Regions from separate parts of the Homo sapiens genome. Here region 1 is linked to region 2. Evidence: read pairs that join two places in POLR2A ChIA-PET (ENCODE). Cell type or tissue: K562. All regions are shown on one strand. Region 1 holds the start of EVI5 (ecotropic viral integration site 5). Region 2 has its middle 5.7 kb from the start of MTF2.

The links. ChIA-PET counts read pairs that join two places held together with the same protein. Peaks named below come from ENCODE experiments on the same cell type or tissue, not always from the same donor. Only the 100,000 strongest peaks of a DNase experiment are listed, where the experiment ranks them.
Region 1: POLR2A ChIA-PET joins it to region 2 with 10 read pairs; 4 of 35 experiments call an interaction of 5 or more read pairs at or near these places.

The regions. Positions count from the first base shown.
Region 1 is chr1:92,782,549-92,787,548 of GRCh38, forward strand. EVI5 (ecotropic viral integration site 5) reads right to left here and starts at 2,560. Exons shown (of 20, transcript NM_001350197.2): 1 at 2,288-2,560. RefSeq lists a silencer at 2,141-2,410 and an enhancer at 2,681-2,960. In K562, a CTCF peak has its summit at 2,960; DNase peaks (open chromatin) are centred at 2,253 and 2,633; H3K4me3 peaks cover 2,266 bases.
Region 2 is chr1:93,071,090-93,076,089 of GRCh38, forward strand. No RefSeq gene overlaps it. Among named protein-coding and RNA genes, the nearest start is that of MTF2, 5.7 kb to the right of the region's middle. In K562, no CTCF peak of the experiment used is centred here; no DNase peak of the experiment used is centred here.

The DNA of each region.
Region 1 (5,000 bases), 290 kb before region 2:
CACACTGATATATTACTGTACCTCTACTAGACTAGCAAAAAAAATTTCAACTGACAAGCACCAGCAAGGATGTGGGGTAACCGGAACATTCCCTGCTAATTGGTAGAACCACTTTGGGAAAATGTTCAACAATTTCTAATACTAGAGTTTTATCACCCACGTACCTATAAAACCAACAATGCCACTCCTACGTACATACTCCAATCTAGTAATGTCCTATTTCTTGATCTTTGGTGGTTCACTTAGTAAAAATTCATTACCTGCGATGTTTTTTGTTTTTGTTTTTTTTGAAAGACGGTCTCACTCTGCCGCTCAGGCTGGAGTGCAGTGGCATGATCAAGGCTCACTGCAACTTCGACCTCCCCGGCTTTGGTGATCCTCCCACCTCAGCCTCCTGGGTAGCTCGGACTACCAGCGCACACAACCACACCCAGCTAATTTTTGTATTTTTAGTAGAAAATGGGGTTTTGCCACGTTGCCCTGGCTGGTCTCAAACTCCTGGGCTCAAGTGATCCACCTGCCTCTGCCTCCCAAAATGCTAGGATCACATGCGTGAGCCACCGCACCCAGACCACCTGCACATTTAGAATTGTGAACTTTTTCTCTATACTTCAATAACTTAGTTCTAAGATTTATTTGACACAAAGTTCTCGGAAATCGTAGTTATCATTTTAGAACAGAAAAAAGACCACCTGGGCCAGGTGCGCTGGCTCACGCCTGTAATCCCAGCACTTTCGAAGGCCGAGGCGGGCAGATCATTTGAGGTCAGGAGTTCGAGACCAGCCTGACCAACACGGTGAAACCCCGTTTCTACTAAAAATACAAAAAAAAAAAAATTAGCCGGGCGTGGTGATGTACGCCTGTAATCCCAGCTACTCGGGAGGCTGAGGCAGGAGAATATATCCAGCCTAGGCAACAGAGTGAGACTCAGCCTTAAAAAAAAAAAAAAAAAAAAAAAAGAAAAGAAAAGAAAAGAAAAAGAAGGCCGGGCACGGTGGCTCACGCCTGTAACCCCAACACTTTGGGAGGCTGAGGCGGGTGGAACACGAGGTCAAGAGATCAAGACCATCGTGGCCAACATGGTGAAACCTCATCTCTACTAAAAATACAAAAATTAGCTGGGAGTGGTGGCGCGCGCCTGTAGTCCCAGCTACTCGCGGGGCTGAGGCAGGAGAATTGCTTAAACGCAGGAGGTGGAGGTTGCAGTGAACCAACGTCGCCACTGCACTCCAGTCTGGCGACAGAGCGAGACTCCCTGTCAAAAAAAAAAAAAAAAAAGAAAAGAAAAGAAAAAGAAAAAGAGCTTCTGGTACACTGGTGAAATTCTACTAACAAAATTTTAAAACAAAAAAAGTTACTTACATCAGCTCAGAACAAAGATTAAAAACTACCAGCAGATCACTTTTCTTTAACTTCAGTAAGCACTGGAATTCATTCTTTCGGCAAAGAAAGGAGTTTATTATTCAACACTGTAACCCAAAGAAAAGATACCACTTCAAGAAAATACTTCTTTTCGAAAGCAGCTCTACCAGCAATAGATAGGAGGAAAGCGAGGAAACCATTCCAAAAGGCTTGGTTTAACTCTTGGGTGAAAGGATGCCAAATGAGATGATCTAAGAAGCCCCAAAGACAGACAGACAGACAGACACAGGGAAATCACAGCAACTCTTTTGAGTGGAAACACCAACACCACAATCCAACCTACCGGAAATCCTGAGGTTAATTTGAGGCTTGCCCCACTAGTCATAAGGTGATTCAGGAATGGCTACAAACTCTTCTCAAGTTCATTCTGGACCTGGCACATCTGTCTTGCCCATCAGCAGCCTGGAGACACGCCATGCGCAGAATCCCGGAGGCCAAGTAAAGACGCCAACTTTGCAAGTCAGGGGGGCGAGTGCTCTCGCCCCTCAGGTCCCCAAAGGGAACCGACTTCTGGCCTCGAGGGTGGGGTGCAGGGTCAGTGTCCTCCACGGGATTTACGAGGACGTGCCCCCGAAGCTGCTCCGTCCCTCCACCGCCCTGGGACGCCACAGTTAGACCCGCCGACGAGTTTCTTCCCCAGCGCCCACGAGAAGGAGGGCTGCGGGCGGCGGCGGCGGCGACAGGCGAGGAAGCGAGTGCAGGGAACTTAGGCCCTGGCGGGGCCAGGCGCGCCCGCCCCGCTCCCACAGCAAAACTTGCGGCGGCCCCCGCCCGCCGCGCCTCGGCCCAGCTGTGCGCCAGCGGAACACGGACTCACCGCCCGCCCGGCCTCCCGGCCCGCCCGGCCTGGCGCAGCGCCCCTCACCTTGGAAACGTTGAGTAGACTTCGCCGTAAACATTAACTTCCCATCCAGCCGGCAGCCGCGCCGCCGCGTCTCAGCGCCTCGGCCCCGCTCCTGGCTCCACGGGTCGCCCGTCCCGAGTTCCCAAAAGCACCACGCTCACTCAGAAGCTCAGGGCCGCCTCGCGACCCTCACCTACCCCTCCCGGCACCGCCGCTGTCGGAACTGCAGCCAGCCCCTTGCCAGCTGGCCAGCTGGTTCCTCCGGGGTCCGGCCCGGCCGCGTCAGGAGAGCCCAAGGCGCAGGCGCGGGAGGGCCTTAAAGAGACCCGGCAGCCTCTACCGCAGAATGGGTTGGAGCAGGTTAGGGGCCGGGCGGGCCGGCCGAGAAAAGGAGAAGGCGAAGGGATTGGACGGAGTGCAGAGGAGGCGGGGAAATCGCTCTCGCCCTCCGCCTCTCTTTCAAAGCACCAGCCTTCAGTCCTGCAAGTCGCCGACTTCCCCGGCCACTGGAACCGCCCCTTCCATGTTAAAACGGTAGAAGACACACCCCCTCGGGGGCCCGAAGCGACCCCGAGCTTAGGACTGCAGGCCTCGCGCTGCCGCACCGACGCGGAGCCTGACTTTCAGGGCCCTGGCACGCGGTGCTGACGCGCATGCTTCGGAAGGCAGCCCCGAGCTCCCCCAGAGGTGGCCTTAGGGCACTCGCAAAAACAATAATCAACGCGTAAATGACACTTGTAATTGTAATGTACTCTTACACGTGTCTTCGCATTGGGTTTATGCAGACTACTGCAGGGGGCAGAACATGGGCACGAATACGTAAGATTCAGCCGGGCAGCCCTCCAGCGTCAACGAAGACATTCTTAGAAGGAAAGTACTTTGTTTGGGACGGAAACAGCCTATTAATTTCTGGTCCAGGAAAAGCAGGCAAGAAAAAGTAAAAAGGCAATACAGATTACTTTCATTATATGTTTAGAAGTGACAGCCGGGCGCGGTGGCTCACACCTGTAATCCCAACACTTTGGGAGGCCGAGGCGGGCGGATTGCCTGAGGTCAGGAGTTGGAGACCAATCTGGCCAACATGGTGAAACCCCGTCTCTACTAAAAATACAAAAAAAAAAAATAGCCCGGCGTCGTGGCGTGCGCCTGTACTCCCAGCCAAGCTACTCTGGAGGCTGAGGCAGGGGAATTGCTTGAACCACGGAGGTGGAGGTTGCAGTGAGCCAAGATCGCGCCACTGCACTCCAGCCTGGGCGACAGAACGATACTCTGTCTCAAAAAAAAAAAGGGACAAAAATTATAATAATTAGCAGCACAAGAAACTCCGGAATTATTTGTCTAGAAATTAGTATCCCTATTTTTAAATTTAAATTTATAAGACAGAATTCGCAGATGGGTTTCCACTGAACTAAGCATTTCAGAAAAAAAAAAAAAAAAAAACCTTACTTTTTTTTCAACAAGATTAGGAAATACCAAGAAATAGGAAGTAAAGCCATGCCCTCCACCCAGCTAAAAACTTTGAAAACTTGAACTTTTATCTGAGGCATATGTTTGCATAACTTTAGGTTGTGCCATTATTTAAAGAAATTTCAATTAACAATTTTATTGCAACTCAATCCTTGTATAAGAAAACTAAGCTACATCCTTGATAATGTACCTCTCCCCTCTTATATTCCATCCGTCAGCAAATTCTATTGGTTTTTCCCTTACAAATGGTCCTTGAATCTGTCCTCTCCTATTTCCTCCATCACCACCCTAGTCTAGGCTACCTTCACCTGGGGAGTGGGGGTGGAGGGATTACTGACCTAGTCTTCTTGTGGTTTACCCATATTCCCTTTATCCCCTCTCTAATCTCAACACAACAGGCAGAGTGACTTTTTCAAAATAACAGTGTGACCCTGTCACTTCCCAGCCTAAACCACTTAAACACTTTCCCATTCTCTTAGAAAAAACCCTCCTAACTAACCAAGCCCTGAATGGCCAGGTGCCTTGCCCACCTCTCCACCTCTTCTCACTGCTCAGACCAATTCCACCCTGCTGTCTGTGCTCCAGCCACGCTAGCCTCTTTTATTCCCTATTTACCGGCTTCCTGGCCTCAACAGAGCTTTTACTCATGCTTTGCTCTGTGCCCAGAAAGTTCTCCCAGTCCTCATCCTTTGACAACGGCTCTAGTATCCACCTCTGAGAAGCATCTTCTGACCTCCCTATGGTGGTCTCTTACTCCTTTCACATCGCATGAAACTGTAATTGGGTAGTTATATTGGTGAATTTTTTACTATTAGCTCCTTAAGTCCAGGATTTGATTTTGTTTGTTTCATGGTTGTATTTTCATATTTGTTAAATATATATTTGTTCAGTAAATGAAAATTATAGATGCTAAAACTTAAACTAAATTTGGCATAAAGTCAGAGAAAGGTAAAATGTCACCATCTGACATTTGGAATCAGAATCTAAAAACTTCAGTTATGTTAAAACTGATTTTATATCATTTTAGCTGGGTTGTCACAAGATTCTTTGGGTAACCTTTAAAACAGTTCTCAAAGAGCCTTTTGTAAGCACCTGAATTAATAATGATAAGACATGGGATGGCCCACATAAAACTAATAACATTGATTGCTTCAAGAGAGGAAGACTGAGCCAAGCACGGTGGCTCACGCCTATAATCTAAACACTTTGGAAGGCTGAGGCCGGCGGATCATTTAAGATCAGGAGTTTAAGACTAGCCTGAGCAATA
Region 2 (5,000 bases):
TACCTGTGCTCTACCAATGGAACAACAAAGCAGACAACCGCGCATCTGATTATAGCATGGTTTACTGAATATTTTAAGCCCACTGTTGAGACCTACTGCTCAGAGAAAAAGATTTCTTTCAAAATATTACTGTTCATTGACAATGCACCTAGTTGCCCAGGAGCTCTGATGAAGATGAATGTTGTACAAGGAGATGAATGTTGTTTTCATGCCTGCTAACACAACATCCATTCAGCAGCTGTGAATCAAGGATTAATTTTGACTTTCAAGTCTTATTATTTAAGAAATACATTTTGTAAGGTGATGGCTACCTTAGATAGTGTTTCCTCTGATGTATCTGGGCAAAGTAAATTGAAAACCACCTGGAAAGGATTCACCATTCTAGATGCCATTAAGAATATTCACGATTCAGCTGGGCGCAGTGGTTCACACCTGTAATTCCAGCACTTTGGGAGGCCAAGGTGGGCGGATCATGAGGTCAAGAGATCGAGACCATCCTGGCTAACACAGTGAAACCCCGTCTCTACTAAAAATACAAAAATTAGCCAGGCGTGGCAGTGGGCGCCTGTAGTCCCAGCTACTTGGGAGGCTGAGGCAGGAGAATGGCGTGAACCCGGGAGGCAGAGCTTGCAGTGAGCCGAGATTGCGCCACTGCACTTCAGCCTGGGCGACAGAGCAAGACTTCTTCTCAAAAAAATAAAATAAATAAATAAAAAATAACAAATAAAAAAGAATATTCACGATTCATGGGAGGAGGTCAAAATATCAACATTAACAGGAGTTTGGAAGAAGTTGATCCTAAATTTCATGGATGACTTGGAGGGAGTCCTTCAGTGGAGGAAGTCACTGCAGATGTGGTAGAAAGAGCAAGAGAACTAGAATTAGAAGTGGAGGCTGAAGATATGCCTTAATTGCTACAATCTTATGATCAAACTTGAACAGATGAGGAGTTGCTTCTCATGAATGAGCAAAGAAAGTGGTTTCTTTTTTCTTTTCAAGTATTTTAAAAATTGAAGTAAAATCCAGGTAACATAAAAGTAACCATTTTAAGGTGAATAGTTCAATGGCATTTAGTACATTCACACTTGTGCAATCATCTCCTCTATCTAGTTCCAAAACATTTTCATTACACCAAAGGGAAACCCCATACCCATTAAGCTGTTACTCACTTCTTATCCTTCCCGATATGATTTGGCTCTGGGTCCCCACTCAAATTTCATGTTGAATTGTCATCCCCAGTGTTGGGGGAGGGGCCTGGTGGGAGATGATTGGATCATGGGGGCAGATTTCCCCCTTGCTGTTCTCATGATAGTGAGTTCTCACAAGATCTGATTGTTTAAAAGTATGTAGCACCTTCCCTCTGGCTCTCTCTCTCTATCCCCTGCTGGCCTTGTGAGGATGTGCTTACCTCCCTTTCACCTTTCACCATAATTCCTGAGGCCTCCCTAGCCATGCTTCACATATAGCCTGTGGAACTGTGAGTCAATTAAACCTCTTTTCTTTATAAATTACACAGTCTCAGGTAGATCTTTATGGCAACGTGAGAATGGGCTAACACATCCCCTCCCCCAGCCCTTGGCAATCACTGTTCTAAGGAAAGTGGTTTCTTGAGATGAAACCTACTCCAGTGAAGATGCTGTGAACATTGTTGAAATGACAGGCTGGGCATGGTGCCTCACACCTGTAATCCCAGCACTATGGGAGGCTGAGGTGGGTGGATCACTTGAGGTCAGGAGTTGAAGACCAGCCTGGCTAACATGGTGAAACCCCGTCTCTACTAAAAATACAAAAATTAGCCAGGCATGGTGGCACGTGCCTGTAATCCCAGCTACTCAGGAGGCTGAGGCAGGAGAATCGCTTGAACCTGGGAGGCAGAGGTTGCAGTGAGTGGAGATTGGGCCATTGCACTCCAGTCTAGGTGACAGAGTGAGAGTCCATCTCAAAAAAATAAATAAATAAATTATGAGAAAGGATTTGGAATATTATATAAACTTAGATGATAAAGCAGCAGGGTTTGAGAGGATTGACTCCAATTTTTTTTTTTTTTTTTTTTTGAGACAGGGTCAGCCGGGCATGGTGGCTCATGCCTGTAATCCCATCACTCTGGGAGGCTGAGGTGGGTGGATCGCCTGAGGTCAGGAGTTCGAGACCAGCCTGGCCAACATAATGAAATGCTGTCTCTACTAAAAATACAAAAAATTAGCTGGGTGTGGTGGTAGGCACCTGTAATCCCAGGTACTAGGGAGGCTGAAGCAGTATAATTGCTTGAACCCAGGAGGCGGGGGTTGCAATGAGCCAAGATCACACCATTGCACTCCAGCCTGGGAAACAAGAGCGAAACTCCGCCTCAAAAAAAAAAAAAAAAAAAGTCTCACTCCAGGCTGGAGTGCAGTGGCATGAACACAACTCACTGCAGCCTTGACCTCCCAGGCTCAAGCCATCTTCCCTCCTCAGTCTCCCAAGTATCTGGGACTACTGACATGTAACACCATGCCTAGCTAATTTATTTTTATTATTTTTATTTTTTGTAGTGAAGGGGTCTCGCCATGGTACCTAGGCTGGTCTGGAACTCCTGGACTTAAGTAACCCTTTTGCCTCAACCTTCCAAAGTGCTGGGATTACAGGTGTGAGCCACCTGACCCAGCCAATTTTTGAAAGTTCTACTGTGAGTAAAATGCTATCAAACAGCATCATATGCTACCAAGTAATCTTTTGTGAAAGGAACAGTCAATCGATGTAGCACACTTCATTGTTGTCTTGTTTTAAGAAATTGCCACAGCCACCCCACAAACCTTTAGCAATCACCACCCTGATCAGTCAGCAGCCGTCAACATGGAAGCAAGACCCTCCATCAGCAAAAAGACTATGACTTGCTGAAGGCTCAGATAATTTTTAACATTTTTTTTTAGCAATAAAGTATTTTTAAATTAAGATTTGTTTAAAGAAATAATGCTATTGAACACTTAATAGACTACAGTATAGTGTAAACATGACTTTTATATGTACTGAGAAACCAAAAAAATTCATGTGACTATTTGCTTTTTGTGGTGGTCTGCTACCGATCCTGCAGATTAATACAGGTATGCCTGTATTAACAAATCTAGATTGTATCAGTCAGAGTAGGCTAAAATATGCTGGGTAGCAGACAACTCCAAACTGCAGTGGCTAATACAACAAAAGTTTGTTTCACCATTTGAACATTCACATGCAAAAAAAAAATTTTTTTTGAGACAGGGTCTTGCTTTGTTGCCCAGGCTACTGCTCAGTGGCAAGATCACAGCTCACTGCAGCCTCAACCTCCCAGGCTTAATTGATCCTCCCACCTCAGCCTCCAAAGTACCTGGGACTACAAGTGCACACCACCATGCCCAGTTAATTTTTTTTTTTTGTATTTTTTGTAGCGACAGGGTTTTGCCATGTTGCCCAGGGTGGTCTCAAACTCCTGGGCTCAAGCAATCCTCCCACCTCAGCCTCTCAAAGTGTTGGGATTACAGGCAGAAGCCACCACACCCAGCCACAAGAAGATTAATACAGACCTATACCTCTCACACTGTGCACAAAAAATAACTCGAAATGGATCATAGACTTACATATAAGAGCTAAACCTATAAACTTCTGAAGAAAACATAATAGAAAATAGACTTTGGTAAAATAATTCTTAGTTATAACACCAAAAGCATATGGTATTTAAAAAAAGATAAATAGGATTTCATTGAACTTAAAATAAATTTTTTTCCCTTCAAAATACATTAAGCCCTGGCAAGGGTGGCTTGCACCTGTAATCCCAGTTACTTGAGAGGCTGAGGTGGGAGGATGGCTTGAGGCCAAGAGTTCCAGGCCAGCCTGGGCTACATATAGAGATCCCATCTCTAAAAGAATTAAAACAAAATTAGCTGGGAGTGGTGGTGTGCACCTGTAGTCTCAGCTACTTGAGAAGCTAATATGGGAGGATTGCTTGAGCCTAGGAGTTTGAGGTTATGGTGGGCTATGATCAGTGCCACTACACTCCAGGCTGGGCAACAGAGTGAGACCTTGTTTCTGGGGGAAAAAGAAAAGACATCATTATGAAAAATGAAAAGACAAGTCATAAAGTCATAGACAGGAAGACAATATTTGCAAATCATGCTTCTGTTAAAGAACCTAAATCTAGAATATATAAAGAACTCTTACAAGTTGATATAAGAAGATTGTCCAGTTAAAAAATACATAAAATATTTGAGTAGGCACTTCACTAAAGAAGATATAAGAATGGCTAACAAACCAAAGATGCTCAATAGCACTAGCCATTAGGGAAACCACAATGAACCACTTCACTCCCACTGTTTTAAATTATTATAATAATTTTTTTTTTTTTTTTGGCCAGGTGCAGTGGCTCATGCCTGTAATCCCAGCACTTTGGGAGGCCGAGGCAGGCAGATCACAAGGTCAGGAATTTGAGACCAGCCTGACCAACATGGTGAAACCCAGTCTCTACTAAAAATACAAAAATTAGCCGGGCGTGGTGGCACGTGCCTGTAATCCCAGCTATTCAGGAGGCTGAGGCAGGAGAATCGCTTGAACTCAGGAGGCAGAGGTTGCAGTAAGCCAAGATTGTGCCACTGCACTCCAGCCTGGGTGACAGAGAGAGACTCCATCTAAAAAAAAAAAAAATTATTATTTTTTTAGAGACAAGGTTTCACTGTATTGCCCTGGCTGGTCTCAAACTTCTGGGCTCAAGCAATCCTCCAGCCTTGGCCTCCCAAAGTGCTAGGATTACAGGTGTGAGCCACCATGCCTAGCAATCCCTACTGTTATGAGTGAAATCAGAAAGATAGACAAGTATCAGTGAGGATATTGGGAAACTGGAAGGCTTACATATTGCTTACACTTTGGAAAACAGTTTGGCAGTATCTTAAAATGTTAAACATAAACTTATCATACAACTCTGTAATTCCACTTCTAGGGATCTACTCAAGAAAAATAAAAAACGAATGTCCATACAAAGATTTGTACACAAATGT